Linked DNA regions of Homo sapiens: region 1 is linked to region 2. The links are chromatin contacts, found by Hi-C or POLR2A ChIA-PET in ENCODE. All regions are on one chromosome and are shown on one strand. Each heading gives the region's core, a stretch centred on a gene start or an enhancer-like site at or near the end of the contact. The rest is flanking DNA. Distances are from core to core; before and after follow the strand shown.

Region 1 (5,439 bases), core at 545-3,044, 1.5 Mb after region 2:
TACTGGCCTGCTAGCCAGGGCCCTGCACCCAGCAAATTTTTTTTTTTTTAATGTAGAGACTGGGTCTTGCTATGTTGCCCAGGCTGATTTTCATTTCTGTTAGACTCATCTTTTTTCTTAATTCTTGCTTGAATTTCTATTCCAGTACAATAATGCAAGTCAAAGGAAGGTTAAAATATACCTTATTTAAACTGCTAATCTTTGTAATTACTGACAGTGCATCTCTGACATTTCTAAAATGAAGACACCTTCCTTTTCTACAAACTCAGAAAATGCCAATGAACTATCTTAACATTTTTTAAGTTCAAAACATTTTGGTGACAGACACAAGTCTACTGAAAGGTATAATAGTAGATAATCATGTTGCTTTGCTATACTGGCACCACCATTTATTTGTCATCTGTAAAATGACAGCTAGTGCCTTACTCATAGTAGTCAATAAATGTTCCTTTTCTTTCCTTCTTTCATTGTTTCAATGTGACCTACTCTTCACTGATACTTTAACACGGAATATAGGACGTCTTCAAAGACACTTAGTAATATAGAGGCTGATGTAAGAACACACAAATAAATAATACTATGTTTAATTTTTCAAGTTAAAAGGACTTCTTCACCTCATTTTGTCCACTGTACCAAACACCTTAAATTGCTGACGAATTTGGTTCTTTCAGCTAACAATGTCAAAGTTTTAGCTGTTTTAAAACAAATCTTCTTGGAAAAGCTTCAACACCTTAAAAATCAGTACAGTGGCCCACTGAGGTGGCTCATGCCTTTAATCCCAGCACTTTGGGAGGCCGAGGCGAGCAGATCACCTGAGGTCAGGAGTTGGAGACCAGACTGGCCAACATAGAGAAATCCCATCTCTACTAAAAATAGAAAAGTTAGACCGGATGCGGTGGCTCACGCCTATAATCCCAGCACTTTGGGAGGCCGAGGCAGGCGGATCACGAGGTCAGGAGATAAGAGACCATCCTGGCTAACACGGTGAAACCCCATCTCTACTAAAAAATACAAAAAAATTAGCGGTGCGTGGTGGCGGGCACCTGTAGTCCCAGCTACTCGGGAGGCTGAGGCAGGAGAATGGCGTGAACCCGGGAGGCGGAGCTTGCAGTAAGCCGAGATCGTGCCACTTCACTCCAGCCTGGGCGACAAGAGGGAAACTCTGTCTCAAAACAACAACAAAAATTTAAAAAATTAAAACAAAAATCAGTACAGTTTTCTCAACAGTGTATCTTTTTTCCACTTAACTGGGACTTTGGGCTACGGAAAACGTTAACCAGTACTAGTAAGGAAGCTCAATTTGCCTCTACACTAATTGGGAGCGCTGAAAACACCAGGCCGTGTCACAGCCTCTTCAGCTGTCAGTGAGACCCGCCACCTTCACCTTACCAGGTAAGGAAACTGAGGCCCAGGGGAAGGAAGGGGCTTGCCTGCAGCCACCTCGTTCTTTCCTGAAAAGACCAAGCGTCTGACAGCAGCAGTGTTCTGCCTCGAGGGCTATCAGACGGCCCCGCGGAGCATGGATGAGACCTGTCCTCCCTCGCGCCGCCTAACCCCGGGGTGAAAAACAGGCGCCCCTTCACGCAGTGCCACAGGCAGGGACTCAGAGTAGGTCTTGGCCCTAAAAGTGCGCCTTCTAGGGGATCCATAGCTGCTGCCCACCGGTCCTCCCAGAAGGAGGGGCTGTCACTCACCTGCGACTGGAGGGAACGCAATCCCCTACTTGGCGTTGGCCGTACACCAGGAGACCGAACTGCAAAGCGCGATGGCTGCCGTGGCCCCAGTTCGCATCAGCCCCTTCCGGGCCGGCGGGTGCCTCACTAGCGACAGTCCGCAGGACCGCGTCGCCGAGCGCCCTAGGTTCCGCCTCCTGGCAGTCTTGCCGCCAATTCCCCAGTTGAGCGAGGCTGCTCGCAACCCCTAACACCGCCTGGGTCTCCCAGCCGCCTGGTCTCCCCACACCCGCCCGCCCGAAGGGATTTTAGGGGCCTGCGTGCCGAGAAAGGAACACCCCATGCCTCCCTAGGGGAAATTACTTTTGGCATTTTTTTTTTTTGAGACGTTGTCTCGCTCTGTCTCCCAGGCTGGGGTGCAGTGGCACGATCTCGGCTCACTGCAGCCTCCACCCCCTGGATTCAAGAGATTCTCCTACCTCAGCCTCCCCAGTAGCGGGGACTACAGGCACCCGCCACCACTGTCCGGCTAATTTTTTTTTTTTTTGAAACGGAGCCTCGATTTTGTCGCCCAGGCTGGAGTGCAATGGCGCGATCTCAGCTCACTGTAACCTCCGCCTCCCGGGTTCAAGCGATTCTTCTACCTCAGCCTCCTGAGTAGCTGGGAGCACAGGCGCGCACCACCATGCCCGGCTAATTTTTGTATTTTTAGTAGAGACGGGGTTTCACCATGTTGGCCAGGCTGGTCTCGAACTCTTGACCTAAAGTGAACCGCCCGCCTCGGCCTCCCAAAGTGCTAGGATTACAGGCGTGAGCCACTGCGCCCGGCTAATTTTTGTATTTTTAGTAGAGACCGGGTTTCATCATGTTGGCCAGGCTGGTCTCAAACTCCCTAGCATAAGTGATCCACCTGCCTCAGCCTCCCAAAGTGCTGGGATCACCACCGCGCCCTGCCTAAAATACATTTTCAAAGTACACGTGCTTATTGAATTCATTTTTTTTTCTTTTTTTGTTATTTGTGCTTATTGAATTCACCAGTGATTTACACAATGTAGCTACGTACCAGATAATGTGTTGGATGCTGGTTATTCAGCTTTTATTCAGCTGGTTATTCAGTTGTTTTATAGACGGTCTTGGCCAGGCGCGGTGGTTCACACCTGTAATCTCAGCACTTTGGGAGGTCAAGGTGGGTGAATCACCTGAGGTTAGAGTTCAAGACCAGCCTGGCCAACATGGTGAAACCCCATCTCTACAAAAATACGAAAATTACCCAGGCATGATGGCAGGTGCCTGTAACGCCAGCTACTCGGTAGGCCGAGGCAGGAGAATTGCTTGAACCCGGGAGGTGGAGGTTGCAGTGAGCCGAGATTGCACCATTGCACTCTAGCCTGGGCGACAGAGCGAGACTCTGTCTCCGTCTCAAAAAATAAATAAATTAATTAAATTAAAAATAAATTTAAAAATTATATATATATATAGACGGTCTTGCTCTTTCTCCCAGGCTGGAGTCCAGTGGTGCTATCATAGCTCACTGCAGCCTCAATCTCTTGGGCTCAAGGAATCCTCCCATGTAGCTGGGACCACAGGCGTGTGCCACCAGGCCCAGCTAATATTTGAATTGTTTTGTAGAGATAGGGGTCTCATTATGTTGCCCACGCTGATCTTGAACTCCCGGGCTTAAGCGATCCTCCGGCCTCTGCCTCCCAAAGTGCTGAGATTACAGGAGTGTAGTCAGATAGTCAGCATTTTTTTTTTTGGAGGCGGAGTCTCACTCTGTCGCCCAGGCTGGAGTGCAATGGTGCGAGCTTGAGCTCTGCTCACTGCACCTCCGCCTCTCAGGTTCAAGCAATTCTCCTGCCTCAACCTCCCAAGTAGCTGGGATTACAGGCGCAGTCCACCATGCCTGGCCAATTTTTTGTGTTTTAGTAGAGACAGGGTTTCATGGTGTTGCCCAGGCTGGTCACACCCGACTAATTTTTTGTATTTTATTAGAGATGGGGTTTCACCGTGTTGCCCAGCCTGGTCTTGAATGCCTGAGCTCAGGCAATCCACCTGCCTTGGCCTCCCAAAGTGCTAGGATTACAGTTGTGAGCCACTGCACCTGGCCGTAGTCAGCCTTTTTGTATGTTTGTTTTACTATGGAACAGTTCATGAATTTGCCTATCATCCTTGTGCAGGGGCCATGCTAATCTTCTCTGTATCATTTCAGTTTTAGTATATGTGCTGCCAAAGAGAGCACACAGGTATTCAGCTTTAAACAAGACTGTTTTGACACCAATGTTCTTTTCTAATGGATTGGCATTGCCTTCTTTAAATGCATCAAGAGCTGTTTAGGGATTCTCAGCAAAGCCTATCATTGGCTCTGCTGGATCTCCTCTTTCTGCTCCAGCCTCAGGAAGTGCTTCACTCCATGCGCTCTCCCTTGACACTAGGGTTTCCCTCCGCCAGAAAAGCTTCTACCCACCTCTGCATTTCACCCGGCTAACTCCTACACACTTTTCAGGTCTCAACTCTTCAGGTCTTCCTCTCATCAAGGCCTTCCTCCCAGATTTGGTTAAGTCCTCTGTTACAGATTTTGAGATGGAGCAGGGACCCCTCTTAGGGGCCTGCCTGACTCTCCCAACCAAGTATGGAAGTAAGGGAAAATCTCGAGTTCCTTTAAGGGAAATTCCCCACACCTAGCTAGCCCTGAGCAACTTGATAAGCAAGAAAGTAATAGTAGCTCAAAACAACAGCCTAAGAAGTTTGAGTCATAAGATGTTTGGTTCTTTATAAAAACTAAAGATAACATCTTAACATATGTCCCTGAGTTGTTTTTCAGAAACCCAGACCCACATCAAATGGACCCACTGGAGCCGGGTGTGGTGGCTCATGCCTGTAATCCCAACACTTTGGGAGGCTGAGGCAGGAGGATTGCTTGAGCCCAGGAGTTTAAGACCAGCCTAGGCAATATAGTGAGACCTCATCTCCATAAAAAATAAAAAAAATTAGCTGGGCATGGTTGTATGCCTGTAGTCCCAGCTACTTGGGAGGCTGAGGTGGCAGGATTGCTTGATTTGAGCCTGGGAGATCCAGGCTGCAGTGAGCTATGATCCCACCACTGCACTCCAGCCTGAGCAACAGAGTGAGACCTCATCTCCCCCACCAAAAAAAAAAAGATATTCCATCTTTTTAGGCCAAACCAATGTATAACCTCATTTACTGATATACAATTTTGCCTGTAACTTCTGCTTTTCTGAAATTTACCCCTCCCTTTAAAAACTCTTGCTTAGGCCAGGCACAGTGGCTCACACCTGTAATCCCAGCACTTTGGGAGGCCGAAGTGGGCGGATCACCTGAGGTCGGGAGTTCAAGACCAGACTGGCCAACATGGTGAAACCCCATCTCTCTTTAAAATACAAAAATTAGCTGAGTGTGGTGGTGCACGCCTGTAATCCCAGCTACTTGGGAGGCTGAGGCAGAGAATCACTTGAACCTGGGAGGCGGAGGTTGCAGTGAGCCCAGGTCGCACCATTGCACTCCAGTCAGGGCTAGAGAGTAAGACTGACAAAAAAAAAAAAAAAATTCTGGCTTGTAAGCCATTGGGGAGGTCAGGTCTTAAGTGTGAGCTGACAGACTCTCCTTGTTTGGTGCCCTGCAAATAAACACCCTCATGTAAAGCCCCCATATAGATGTCAGGCCTTACTGCATTGGGAAGCAGACTCCAGTTTGGTTGGGTAACAAGCTTCCTCAGCAACTTTATGATTTACTTTTTTTTTTTTTTTTT
Region 2 (5,616 bases), core at 2,915-5,414:
TGTCACCCAGGCTGGGGTGCAGTGGTGAAATCTCGGCTCACTGCAGCCTCAATCTCTCTGACTCAAGCAGTTCTCCTGCCTCAGCTACTTTCTAAGTAGCTGGGACTATAGGCACGTACCACCACACCCAACTAGGGTTGTCTTTTTTTTTTTTTTTTTGAGATGGCATTTCACCATGTTACCCAGGCTGGTCTTGAACTTCTTAGCTCAAATGATCCACCCACCTCAACCTCCCAAAGTGCTAGGATTATAGGCATTAGCCATCAGGCCCCTCCTTTTTTTGTTTTTTTTTCCTCCTTCTTTTTTGTGAGACAGGGTCTCAGTCTGTTGCCCATGCTCTAGTGCAGTGGTGTGATCGTAGTTCACTGCATCCTCAACCTCCTGGGCTCAAGTGACTGTCCTGTCTCAGCCTCCTGAGTAGCTGGGACTATAGGCACATGGCCCTCATGCCTGGCTAATTTTTGTATTTTTTGTGGAGATGGGCTCATTGTGTTGTCCAGGTCTTGAAGTCATGAGCTTAAGCGATCCTCCTGCCTCAGCCTCCCATAGTGCTAAGATTACGAGCGTGAGCCACCACGCCTAGCCCGAAAGGCCTTCTTCTTCTTTTTTTTTTTTGAGATGTAGTCTCGCTCTGTTGCCCAGGCTGGAGTGCAGTGGTGTGATCTCGGCTCACTGCAAGCTCCGCCTCCTGGGTTCACGTCAAAGGCCTTCTTTTAAAAATAGTATTCATTATAGTTTTGGTTCCGAACTAGCATGCTGAAACTTCAGCTCTCATATCTAATGTAATTTTTTTGCATTGTGAAATTATCTTCCTAAGATTTTGTATAAATCGGGTGCTGCTGTTTATCTTGTTGAAGCCTTTTAATTGATACCTTATGAATTTTCTTGACCTTTAAAATTTAAATCTATCCTGAGTGTATTCAAAAATTGTGGTTAGGTTTCTTTTGAATAATTCTGTTCAGATTGTGAGGCTAAATATGCTTTATTTTTTGAAAGATTATAAGTTTTTGAAAAATGGCAGAAACTAGACAGTAGTTGCGGGGAGGGAGGGTATCACACTTTTAGCACTTGTTTGACTGTCTCCTGGTTGCAGGAGGACCAGTATGATCATTTGGATGCTGCTGACATGACAAAGGTAGAAAAAAGCACAAATGAAGCAATGGAGTGGATGAATAACAAGCTAAATCTGCAGAACAAGCAGAGTTTGACCATGGATCCAGTTGTCAAGTCAAAAGAGATTGAAGCTAAAATTAAGGTAATTTAAGACTTTTTTTTAATAGTCTTTTCTTGACAGCCTTATTATTAATAGTCCTCAAGTGACACTTAGGAGGGAACTTTATTATAGTGTTTTAGCTTCTAGGTTGAGGATTGGGTGGTGGGAGAGGGCGGATTTGGGTTTAGCATGGCTTGTAAAATTTGTTAATTTTATAAGAAACCAGTTTTCTGTCTTACCCATTCCAGGAGCTGACAAGTACTTGTAGCCCTATAATTTCAAAGCCCAAACCCAAAGTGGAACCTCCAAAAGAGGAACAAAAAAATGCAGAGCAGAATGGACCAGTGGATGGACAAGGAGACAACCCAGGCCCCCAGGCTGCTGAGCAGGGTACAGACACAGCTGTGCCTTCGGATTCAGACAAGAAGCTTCCTGAAATGGACATTGATTGATTCCAACACTTGTTTCTATTAAAACAGACTATTATAAAGCTTTAAGTTGTCAACTTTGTTCTAAATATCAACTAGCGCAAGTGAATACTGAAGATTTCTTAGTCAGTTTTTAGGGGATTTTCGGGGAGGGGAAATAGGTAATGTATGGAGCATTTTCACTTCTAAATAGTTAGATACAGAAATTAAGTGCATTGTATCTTTTTCATAATGGTACTATTTAGAAGCCCAGTTAGTCTTACTGAGCTTATGCTTCACTCCTTTATGTTTAACCATGTGTCTACAAGAATAAGTTTGTTTTGGAAAGTTGAGCTATAGCTACAGCTCTAGCTATCCAGCAGACTTTTCATTATGACTTACATGGCAGGAGCTCTAATTATGCTTTAAAAATCTGTTGTGGAGATTGCTTTAAATGCTCCCTGCCTGGTGTGGGGATGGGGTCCCCCTCTTTGTGAGGGCTGGAGCATGGCACGGCATGGATTAACACGGCAGAGGAACAAAGGTGTGCTCTGAGCTTCTTCATATTTCACCTTCACCCTCACCTGTGTTCTCTTCCCTCTCTCCCAATAAAAGGGCTCCCATTATAAATGCCATGTACTTCTCTTGGGAAAATAGACCCCCTTGCCTAGAGTAAGTTGTTAACTGAGGGCTTTAAACCTGGAGGCTCTTCCTGAAAGTATGTTCATGAATACCCCAAGCATCAAGGTCTAAATAATTTTCAGAAGATTAGAATTGGGTAGATATACTGTTGGATATAGCCATGGTAAATTTAACTGAGGAATTAAATCCTTGTTAATTTTGGTGTAAAGATTTGTATCCTGGCCTGTTTATTCAGGTGGGAGATGTTCTGTATAATTTTGAGGTATAGCTTGAACTCCTAGAACAAGAGTTAAAAGTTCTTTTTAGCTCATTCACAATCACTTGTGTGTTAAGTGTTAATATCTGTCATGAACCTGCCAATTTGTACGTGTTAAGCAGCTGACAGATGATGCAAAAAAAACTAAGATACACTGGATTGTACTGGATGAGTCTGAAATTAGTGTTAAAGAAGTGTGGTGCCTGATGTTATAACAACACCTCATTCTTAACTGTGTGGCCAATGTCAGGTATACCAAAGCATTCCTCTGACTGCTTTTTGGGGCAGTGTTGACAGGAGTGAGGCATTTTGGAAACTCCAAGGGAAGCCTGTGTTTGAGGCCAGAGTTGGTACCTGCTTTAAGAAACTGTTACAGGGCTTGTTGGTAATGTTTTGAATCTTTGTAAAAATTGATATTCTGTATAACAGAGTGCCTCTCTGTTACTTTTGGCCTATGTTGTTAGAAATAAGATGCTATCTTGCATAGTTAGAATTAAGCGTTTGTCCATCTCTAGATAACATTGAAAAGTTTGAGTGTTACAGGCTCTAAAGTGCAATGGAGAACAATTGCTTAGGAGGAGGAAGGGGAAAGTATACTTATGTTGGTGTGTAAGCATGCATGGAGGCCTCGAGGCACCACAACAAGGCCAGGTTCTTAGCACATCCTCTGTTCTCTACCTGTCATGCTTCAAGAGTTCCAGCTGGCCTGCTGTGAAGCCAGTAGCTATTTTAAAAGTGCTGGCTGCAGGATTAAGCCAACCCTTTACAACTGGCCCAGACCGTAATGGCCATTTCTTCTTAAAAAAAAAAAAATTTTTTTTTTTTTTTTTTTTTTTTTTTTTTTTTTTTTTGGTGTGTGTGTGTGTGTGTGTGGGGAAGGGTGTGGGTGCTGGGATGGGGGTGAATTTCAAGTTGAAACACGATGATGTGGTCTGCTTGCTCTCTGCTTAGACAGGCTTTAAGACCAATTGGATTTTCATGGAGGCCAGGACAGAGAGTGGTAATTGATGGCTTGTGTACAGACAAGCATTTATCCAGGTTGCGTTATCCAAACTGATTTGTTAAAGCTCCAGGTCACGTTCTTACACTAAGAAAATCATTCAGTAAACATGAGACAAGTTTAGGAAAAACTAATAAAATAAACCTGTCTTAAACTTGAATGGTTTCCTTAATTCCATAATGAAGGCTGCTGGGTGTGTGTGTGGGGGTGTGTGTGTATGTGTGTGTGTCTGTGTGTATGTGTGTGTGGGGTGGGGGCGGGGGGTGTGTTTTCAATAAAAATGTTCTCTAGGAGTAGGAACCCTCTGAGCTAAATTTCACTTAACATCCGTTGAAGACTTCCAGTCTGAAGAGTGACAGCTGAAGCACACTGCCTACTTTGTGAGAAAATGTTGCCTAATTTTTCTGTACTCAAACTCTCCAGTTGAGTCTTGGCCCAGTTCCTTTGGTGTTAGGAATCCTTGTCTTGCTCCTGTGACTGGGCCTTACTTTGAGGGTTTTGTTAGCAGAAGGCGGGGGTTATGGCATAAAGGTAAGTGCTAGGACTTACACCTGGCCAAAGAACAGCGCGGTCCAGAGTGTGCTAGAATAGTTGGCGCCACTGGATGTGTGGTGTGGCTGCGTGGAATGTGTGTTGGTGTATGTATGTGGTGGTGATGGGTGTTTAAAGGGCACTAAGCCAGTGAAAAAGACCTTAACTGGATAAGGCATGGGTCTAGACGAGGAGGGGTCAGGGGTCTTGTTCCCTGGGTCATGCCCCTTGCACAGTCCTAGTCCTCTGGCTGTAGGAGCAGCTTACCTGCCAGGGCCTACCCAGGGCCTATTGTAGCCACGTGTCTGAGAAACGTGTGTCTAGTAGGTTTGGTTTCCTCCTGAGCATGTAAGTGGTTTCTGTAGGGGAATTGTTAGATGTGGTAGAAAGAGCTGAGATAGCTGGGTGTGGTGGTGTGCACCTGTGATTCCAGATACTTGGGGGGCTGAGGCAGGAGGATCACTTGAGCCCAGGTGGTCAAAGCTGCAGTGAACTGAGATTGTGCTATTGCAACTCCAGCCTGGGTGATAAAGTGATACCCTGTCTCCTTAAAAGGTGGGGGCCTGAGAGATCAGGGTTCTGTTGTGGGGCAGTGGGAGCTGCTTTGCAGGGGCACAGGGGGCCTGGGGGTTGTTGGAGGTAGTGGGACTTAGTCCACCTTTGAGGGGACAGCCAAATGAAGGGGAAAATTGCTGGTTTTGGTACCTGCAGGAAGAGGGAAGATGTAAGCATGGTTCCAGCTGAAAACCATGCTTTAGAAGTTGGGATAGTAGTTACTCTTTGTGGAGTAGTGACAACATGATGTGAGGCTTGGTGATGCTTGTTTTTTGATCTGACTTGATAGTGTACTCATGTACACTTGATCTATTTCAATAATTTTAAGTGGCTTTAACAGAAAGGTGTGTATTTTTTTTTTTTTTTTTTGAGATGGAGTCTCGCTTTGTCACCCAGGCTGCAGTGCAGTGGCGGGATCTTGGTTTACTGCAACCTCTGCCTCCCGGGTTCAAGTGATTCTTCTGCCTCAGCCTCCCGAGTAACGGACTGGAGGCGTGCGCCACCACGCACTGCTAATTTTTGTATTTTTAGTAGAGACAGGGTTTCACTGTATTGGCCAGGCTGGTCTCGAACTCCTGACCTTGTGATCTGCCCACCTTGGCCTCCCAAAGTGCCAGGATTACAGGTGTGAGCCACCATGCCTGGCCTACATTTTTACACACACAATGTAGGTTATAAAACTACATAGCCTCTCATGTTTTGAAAGAACATTAAATGGGTTTGCAATAAAAAAGCCAGAAGGATTTTCCCAGATGAAGTGGTTTTTAGGGTGGGATTGTGGGTGATTGTTTATTTTTGCTTGTTTCTGTTTTCAGAGTTTGCTACAATAAGCATTTAGGGCCAGGCATGGTGGCTCATGCCTGTAATCCCAGCCAAAGTGGGAGGATCTCTTGGGTCCAGGAGTTCAAGACCAGCCTGGGCAACATGGGGAGACAAGCCCCTACCCCCCACCGCCTCCTGTCACTAATAAAAGCATTTAGGAATTTTATAATGTTAAGAAAACTAGAAGTGT

Evidence for each region. Hi-C counts contacts between places; a loop is a spot of excess contacts on that map. ChIA-PET counts read pairs that join two places held with the same protein, here RNA polymerase II (POLR2A). Pooled maps may share reads with other maps.
Region 1: a loop to region 2 is called in a pooled map, with 5 times the contacts of the local background. The contact joins the promoter of SAR1B here to the enhancer-like site in region 2. A Hi-C loop is called at or near these places in 1 of 168 maps with a recorded cell type or tissue (B cell), 1 of 37 single-sample maps with no recorded cell type and 1 of 50 pooled maps. POLR2A ChIA-PET finds 5 or more read pairs at or near these places in 2 of 52 experiments (T-cell and activated B cell).

What each region holds. Positions count from the first base shown.
Region 1 is chr5:134,631,034-134,636,472 of GRCh38, forward strand. It overlaps SAR1B (secretion associated Ras related GTPase 1B), which reads right to left and starts at 1,795. Exons shown (of 7, transcript NM_016103.4): 1 at 1,695-1,795. It also overlaps the pseudogene RNU6-1311P. RefSeq lists silencers at 1,507-1,616, 1,667-1,716 and an enhancer at 1,690-2,246.
Region 2 is chr5:133,102,772-133,108,387 of GRCh38, forward strand. It overlaps HSPA4 (heat shock protein family A (Hsp70) member 4), which reads left to right. Exons shown (of 19, transcript NM_002154.4): 18 at 1,094-1,255; 19 at 1,462-3,678. The coding sequence ends at 1,665. Among named protein-coding and RNA genes, the nearest start is that of HSPA4, 54 kb to the left of the region's middle. Within about 2 kb of position 4,165, at least 4 of the 41 ENCODE cell types and tissues checked have a DNase peak (open chromatin) inside an H3K27ac peak, as active enhancers do; they include B cell, where a contact is called at or near this core.